Regions from separate parts of the Mus musculus genome. Here regions 1 and 2 are each linked to region 3. The links are chromatin loops, found by intact Hi-C in ENCODE. Cell type or tissue: left cerebral cortex. All regions are shown on one strand.

Region 1 (2,500 bases), 130 kb after region 3:
CTCAGTGACCCACCTTCCAGTAGGCCTCACCTCCTTGAGTTTGCACCCCCTCCCAACACCACCATCCCCCACAGCTACTAAGTCTGACATCATCATGATGGTGTAGTATGCTGTGCTGAGTGAAACAAGGCCCACACCAAAGGACAAACATTGTATGGCTCAGTGACTTTGAAGTATTTAGAACTGGTAAATTTGCAGAGAAAAAGTGCATGGGGCAAACAGGCTGAGGAGAGGGGACTCGTTCATGGGGACAACTTTAGAATGATGTGTTTCTGGAAACAGCTACAATGTTTGCAGGAGACTCTGAGTACCATTAATGCAGCAGTATTTACAAATTTAAAAGGGTTAAATGGTGGATGTTATGTTGTATATATTTTACCAAAAACTTAGAAAATATAATGGGGGGGGTTGTTGGAGAGACAGTCCACTGATTATGAACACTGGCTGTTCTTGCAGGGGATCCAGGTTCAGTTCTCAGCCTCCTCGAGGTGTCTCACACCTGTTTATAACTTCAGTTCTAGGGGATTCAGAGCCCTCCTGGCTTTATAGGACACTGAGTACTCGTGGTGTACAGACATACATGTAACCAAAACACCCATATACATAAAATGAAAATCTTAAAAATATATATTTGGGTACTGGGATCTATCTATCTAGCACTTGCCTGGCATGCGAGATGCCCTAGGTTCTGTCCTTAGCACTAAAACCCAAATTCCCCCTCTGCAAAGGAAAGGTACCTACTGCATTCAAACACAGCCCCACTCCCGGCTCTGTGAGACAAGTGAGAAAGATGTCATGAGACATCCATGCAACTCCTGGAATGTCTCTACCCACAATTCCCTTCCGCAGCCTACCTCCTCAAAGCTGTATTCTCAACAAAGAACTCCTGCCTTGAAAGTCCTCAAACAGCCTTTCAGTTAGATAAGCTAATGACCCAGAAGTGGCTTCTCTGTGCTAGGTCTCATTTCTTCATGATGAGCTGAGCTGAGATGGGTTAGTCAAATGCCTACTGATATCGGCTTCCAATTTGTACACACCCAACTGTTTTAAATAGCCTCCAGACGATCAGATTTTAAGTCACTTAGAACCTGCCTGGTTTGCATACTGGGAAACCTGGGCCCAGCGTTTGCTAAAGTTAAGATTAACCCCCAAACTGTGATGACCCTGGAGTCATTGTTGTTCCTGGGATTCTGTGACCTAGACTGTCCCCTCCACACTGCCGGGTCATATCACCCAGCCCCGCCAGCACTCCCACAGCTCTAAAGGGTCTCTCTCCTTTGTGTGTGCTCCCCAACCTCTGACCACCTCTTGCCCAAGGGACTTCCATAGACTCACCTCTTCAAGTTTTTGAGTTCTACTGCCACCTTGTGGTCACATTTCCTTCGTACTCCCGTTTTCCTCTTGAACCCCAGTCCCAACTGTGATTGTTCTGAGTAGAGGGCCTCTTTGGAAGCAGCCAGCAGATAGGATCACAGAATCAAACAGCCTGGCCTCTAGTTTTGTCATCCTGCAGGTGGTTGGCTGTGAGCCTAGACCGGGACTCGAGTTCCTTGAAGCCTCATCTATAAAAAGGGACCAACAGAGGTACCTGTCGTGAGGTGCCGTCTTAAGGATTAAATGGGTTGTCTACCCAGAAAGAGTCTGATCCAAGATAAGTGCCCAAGCAGTAGAGCTGTGGTTTTCTGTGTGAATGAAAGAGTATTCAGGTTCTTTGAAGCTCATCAGGGCAAAATTTCATTAATATAGCCTCCGAATACATTTCAGTTCACAGGCACATGGTAGACACAGCGTGTTAACAACTCTGCAATCTGTTCAATGTAATAATATATTGGAAGACAGTTTTGGGTGAGACCCACAGGTCGAGATCATAATATTTTTGGCCTCAGAAGTCCTCCAAACAAAACAGGCCATTGCCATTGTTCCTAAAACTTAGCATTCCCCCAAACTCTCCAAGGCCCTAGCCAAATTCAGAGTTACTTGAACCCCTAGCAGTAGAGTCAACCAATCAAGAGAAAAGTCATCTATCCCTCCATGGAATTCCCCTAAACCTGCATAAAAGAATGCCTGCAAGCCCCCTCAAAGGGTCTCCACTTAGCTCTGGAGTACCCCTGCATGCTGATCTTTTCTGCAGAATAAACACTCTTTGCCTTTGCATACTATTTGAGCCTGAGGTGTCATCCTTCAGTGATTCACAGACCCTAACAGCAGGATCTAGAAAAATCAAGCTGGAAGTGTGCCAGAAGCCTCTTCCCTGCTGGGTAGCTTCCACAGTGCTGGAAGGGGCTGTACAGGACTCTAGAGAAGAAACATCACCGGTAGAATTGCCTAGCAGTATATCCTCCAGGATATAACACTAGCTGCACACAAGGTATGCCAACTGGCACATTAGTGGCATGACTGTTAATGGGATAATCAAATACTTTCTGATTGGATTTGAGGCTCACTCACTGGGAGGGAATCCATGTCTGGTACTGGTCAAAAGCCCATAGCTGGGGACAAC
Region 2 (2,500 bases), 210 kb before region 3:
GTTCGGCGTACAGGCGCTGCTGGCCGCCCGGCCCTTCCACAGCCACCTGGGTACGTGCAGCGGCCGCCGCGCAGAGGACTGGGCTTGGCGGGCGGGTGGGAGTCGGAGACCTGGGGTTGTCCGTAATTCATCCTCTTTCTCCCCTGTTTCTGGAGCGACCTGGGATGCAGCTCAGCGCAGGCCCGAGGCACCTACCTCTCTTCGCGCACTCCAACGGGAAAGTGGAGGGTGCGAGCAATGAGCTAGGCAGAAACCAGGCCTTGTGTCCTCGCGTCAGACCAGAAGAGAGTTTGTCTTCTGCTTCAGGGCGGCTTCGAGTTTTTTCGAATCGGGTGATAGGCGAGGCCAGGAGCCAGAGACCGCATCCCTATGGTTGCTACAAAATCAATCTACCGAGCACTCTGGATCAAAATGACTTCAAACCAGGGGAAGCCTGAGTTTCGCGGTAGGGTTGGCTGGGCATAACAGTAGCTGCCCAGACTGGGAAAGCTCTGGAGAAGAGGGTCGTGTCGCATAGTGTTGGATGCCCAAGCCATCCAGGAGCCTTTCAGAACCCCGTGCTTTCCAGTCAGCAACCGACCGAGGCCTGTGCTGCGGCCAGGGTCTCCGTAGGCCTTGTTTGAGGGAAAGAGGCCTGGTTGTGATCCGCTGCCCAGTTGGTCCTTCCATCCCGAGATCTGCTGGGCTTTCGTGCGTCTTGAAGCACTTGCTCAGATCTTTTCTGTCTCCGTCTTGTCTCTTGGGAGATTGTGAGGCAGTCTGCCCTGTACTGCATCTCGGCTTAGGGCTTAGTGACTCTCTTTGGTTGACCTCCTTCCTAGCCTTTTGGTAAAGTGGATCTGTCTCCCCTCTACCTCTCCCCCTCCGCAAGATTCTCTTCCCACTTCCTGCTATGTTTTCTATGCTCCCCTTACCCTGATGGTTCTCAGCCAGGCAGATCCATCCTTTCCAGTATCTCTTTTAGGAGAAGCCTACCAGGAAAGGAAGCGTCCAATATAGACTCCAGCTCAGCTAGCGGCCTCCGGAACCGGCCCCAGATTCTGTCCAGTCTTGGTAGCAGCCAGTCCAGTTTGCCTCTTTGATGTTCATCTGGTTCACAGCCTCTCTGCTGCCGTTCACTATAAAAGGACTCTGTTGTTGGCAATTCGTTTGAAGCGGGCAAACAGCCGATTTAGGGCTAAAGAACATGGAGAGGTCTTCATGCTTCTTGGGGGGAGGGGGTCTGAACAGAGGAAACAAGAAAGACAATTTTCAGGTTCAAAGGATGCTTTGGTGACCCTTTCCTCGCCAATGTCCAAGCCTCAGCCAGTGATGTAGGTACAGCGCCCAGAAAAACAAATGCTCACATTCCACAACGTTCTTTTCCCAATGCAAAAGCTCCCCCACCCCCGCCCCCGCTTCCAAATTCACCCGTTTCTTCTTAGTTTCTCTTTTTCACGAAAGGCATACTCTATGTCCTCGGAGCAGCGAACTTGCTCTAAAGCATCCTGAAATCTCGGAGCCTACTGGCTCATGGGGACTCCAAAAAAGAGCAAAGGATGCGAGGGATACTCTTTTCTAGACTCCTCGGGATAGCTACCTGAAGGAGGGTCGCCCAGGATGCTGGGTTTAAATCCCCAGGGAGTGGCTGGTTCGGGCTCCCAAACGCAGCAAAGCGCTGTGGCGTGGGAGGCTGGAATCCAGTTCACCCAGATCTTTCTCTCTTCTCTCTCTCCCCTTCTCTCTTTGCTCTGTAGCGGTGCTGAAGGCTGAGCAGGCCGCAGTGTTCAAGTTCCCACTGGCGCCGCTCGGCTGCTCCGGGCTGGGCTCGGCGTTGTTGGCCGCCGGGCCTGGGATGCCCGGCCCCGCAGGCGCATCGCACCTGCCGCTGGAGCTGCAACTCCGCGGGAAGCTGGAAGCAGCTGGCTCTGGTGAACCTGGCGCGAAAGCCAAGAAAGGACGCCGGAGTCGCACCGTATTCACTGAGCTGCAGCTGATGGGGCTGGAGAAACGCTTCGAGAAGCAGAAGTACCTCTCTACCCCTGACAGGTAGTGCCGGGCAAGACTGGGCTCGAGGGAAGGGTAGGCAGGTGGTGGCCTGACCCGCTGAGGGTGTGCGTTACTCTTTCCAGAATAGATCTAGCTGAGTCCCTGGGCCTGAGCCAGTTACAGGTGAAGACGTGGTATCAAAATCGGAGGATGAAATGGAAGAAAATAGTAAGTGTGGCTGGTGGCTTCCTGCGGGCTGGGGTTTCCTGGGCTTTGTCCTTGGTGTCCTCCAAGAAATACCTTCCCGCCCTCCTCACACTAAGACTTCTGCCCATCCCATCCCGTGAACTGCTGTGTCTGCTTGGGTTCATTAGGACAGAACCCCCATCCCCGGCACCTCCTGGCAGCTTCTAACTCCTCCATCTTCCGCTCGTTCTCCTCAGCAGTTCTTTAAACCTCCACCGTTTCTTTAGGGCCTAGAGTCACTGTGATGCCGTGGTTGGGCCCTGGGCATCCGGTGGTCCTTGATCGG
Region 3 (2,500 bases):
AAGCAAACAATAAACAACAAACCTCTTCCAGCATCAAGACTCATTATCTCACCCCCCCACCCCCTTCTCTGCCTCGGCAGCAGCCCAGCTGACAGGTAACCAGAGGTGCTATAGGTCTTGGATTGAGACAGGAAGAAGGGGTGCCACCACTCTCAGGGCTACTCAAGTCCAGATTCCCAGCGTTTCTGGATTTGGAGAGGCCTCCGGGCTATCACCCACTGTGATCTGGCCACAAACCCTTCGAGATGGATGCCAGTTGGTGGCTGTTTATAGTGGCCCTGTTTTGGAGCAGAGCCCAGGGGTCACACAACTCTGAGTGCTCTCCACAACCCTAGATATTTGGGGGAGGCAACACAAGATACTCGAGGGATTCCAGTGAGCCATACAGGACCACCCCTCGTAAGGCCAGCCAGGTTGCCCTACAAGAGTGGGCCTCTGTCCCAGGGCCTACAGATGTGAGAAGGCCCATCAAATCCTGGCCACCTAGCTCCCAACACTTAAAGATGACTAGACCAGAGACCACAGCTCTTTTTCAAGACTCCCTAAAGATCCTGGATGTGAGATATCAGAAGGGTCTTCTCTCTAGAAGGAAGGTCAGGGACGGTCCAGAACCACACACCGTTCTCTCCCTCCAGCCTGCTACTCGCTGTTAAAAACTCACACCCAGGGGACAGACAGACCTGTCCAGCTTCAGGCCAGCCCTCTTGAGGCCCAAGCACATCCCACAGGCAAAGTCAAACACAAGAGAACCTGTTGGAGCAGTTTAAGCAGGATGATCACCTCTTTCTCCTCCTCTTACTTCTAAGTAGGAAGGGACTTAGGCTCTTAAAAAGTAGACACAAGGCCAGGTCATGGCCACCGGCAAGGGCCCAGAGGGCGGGTTTAGTATCTCCAAGCTTACCTCTTTCCCTCCTCCCCATCTTCCTTAAAGAGCATAAGGTCATGTCAAAACTGGGGTTCCTCTGCCTGAAGCAGAGAGGAGGGAAATGGGGAGCCGAGCAGGCCAGGAAATGAGCGGCCAAGCCACAACACCCCCACCCCAACACACAGACACTCACGTCGGTCTGTCACTGCACTCCCGCCTAGGCCCGCAGGCCGGCCCGAGCCAGTAGGCACGCGGGGTCCCCGGTGGGGTCCTGCCCGCCAGGACACAGTCCCGAGGGGGTTCCCGGGATCCAGCACAGACGGGGGGCACTGGCCGCTACCTCGCTACCGTTCCCCCGGTCCACCCGAGCCCTGCCAGCTCCGGAGCCCGCCAGTCGCGCCTCTCGGGGGACCCGCGCCGGGCCGCGCGCCCGCCTCTCCCGGCCCGGCCGCCCCGAGCCCGCGCGGGGAAAGTTCCTGCAACTTCGCAGGGGGCTGGCGGCGGGGGCCCCGGGCCTGGGCCTCGTCCGGCTCCTGGCCTCCGCGGCCACTGCGGCCCCGCTGTCAGACGACCGGGTCCCAGCCCCATCGCGGCCGGAGCCCCAACTTCCCCGCGCCCCTCGCCCGCCCCGGCCACGGGCCTCGCTTTGTGCGCGGCGGCCGTACGCCCCCGCCCTGGGCACAAAAGGGCGCGCGGCCCGGCGGCCGAACGCGGCTGCGGTGCCCGGCGGGGCCCGGGGCGCGCGACCAGGGCGCGGGGCTCGGTGGGCCGGGCGGGCCGCGGCGCGCTCACCTGCCGTGGAACCAGTCCTTGCAGGCATCGCACTCGATCATAAAGCGGGTAACGTCGTAGGGCAGCCGGCAGACGCAGTACACGGGCACCGTCGCCATGTTGCCGCGCCGCCGCTCGCCCCGCCGCTGCGCTGCCCGGGTCGGGCCGGGCCGGGCCGGGGGCCGCGCGGCGAGGGCGGCGGGGGCGGCGGGCGCGGGCGCCGCGGCCGGAGCGGACGGGGCCGGGGGCGCTCGGCAGGGCCCGCGCGCGCGCTCGCGGCCGGGCGCGTCCACACAATGCCGGCGCGGGCTGCTGGGGCCGCGCCGGGAGCCGCCCGCCGGGCCGCGGGGCGCAGGGCTGAGAGTGCGCGGGGGGCCCGGCCGCGCGCGGGACACAAAGCGAATGGACGCGCGGGGGCGGCGGGCGGGGAGCCGCGGCCCCACCGAAGGGACCCCCGGCCGCCGAGCGGCCGCTACGTCAGCGCCCCGGGTGGCGCCGCCTCCGCCCGCCGGCCTGGGCCCCGCTCCCGCCGCCGGGAAGGCGGGCCGCGGTAGAAGGTGGGCCGCGGGCCTGGGGGAGCCAGCAGCCGGGCTCGGGGGCACCCCGCGGGAGAGGGTGGCCCCGGGACTCCCAGGGAGACGAGCCGCGGAGCCCCCTGCCCCCGACTACGTGAACACAGTTCGCACAGCCCTGCCTTAGCCAGAAGCAACTCCTTGGCCTTAACTTTCTTCTGACCCCGAAGTGGGATGGACAGGGGGATCTTCCTCCTCTTCCTGGGCCCGGCAGCCTCCCTCCCATCCCGAACTGCGACTGAGTTGCTGGCTTTTGAATAACCTCCCCTTCCCCTTCTTTCTAGCTGGGGGC

Evidence for each region. Hi-C counts contacts between places; a loop is a spot of excess contacts. Peaks named below come from ENCODE experiments on the same cell type or tissue, not always from the same donor. Only the 100,000 strongest peaks of a DNase experiment are listed, where the experiment ranks them.
Region 1: a loop joins it to region 3, with 2.6 times the contacts of the local background. A loop is called at or near these places in 3 of 42 quality-filtered maps.
Region 2: it touches region 3 in a loop (4-fold over the local background); 2 of 42 quality-filtered maps call a loop at or near these places.

Annotation. Positions count from the first base shown.
Region 1 is chr13:48,997,418-48,999,917 of GRCm38, forward strand. No RefSeq gene overlaps it. Among named protein-coding and RNA genes, the nearest start is that of Fam120aos, 31 kb to the left of the region's middle. In left cerebral cortex, a CTCF peak has its summit at 1,381 (motif pointing left); a DNase peak (open chromatin) is centred at 1,372.
Region 2 is chr13:48,663,290-48,665,789 of GRCm38, forward strand. It overlaps Barx1 (BarH-like homeobox 1), which reads left to right. Exons shown (of 4, transcript NM_007526.4): 1 at 1-50; 2 at 1,737-2,028; 3 at 2,112-2,196. Among named protein-coding and RNA genes, the nearest start is that of Barx1, 1.5 kb to the left of the region's middle. In left cerebral cortex, no CTCF peak of the experiment used is centred here; DNase peaks (open chromatin) are centred at 137, 1,107, 1,719 and 1,987.
Region 3 is chr13:48,869,011-48,871,510 of GRCm38, forward strand. Phf2 (PHD finger protein 2) reads right to left here and starts at 1,875. Exons shown (of 22, transcript NM_011078.3): 1 at 1,658-1,875. The coding sequence starts at 1,755. It overlaps Phf2os1 (a long non-coding RNA gene), which reads left to right and starts at 1,941. Exons shown (of 2, transcript XR_003950516.1): 1 at 1,941-2,193. In left cerebral cortex, no CTCF peak of the experiment used is centred here; DNase peaks (open chromatin) are centred at 1,071 and 2,495; H3K4me3 peaks cover 1,883 bases; H3K27ac peaks cover 1,136 bases.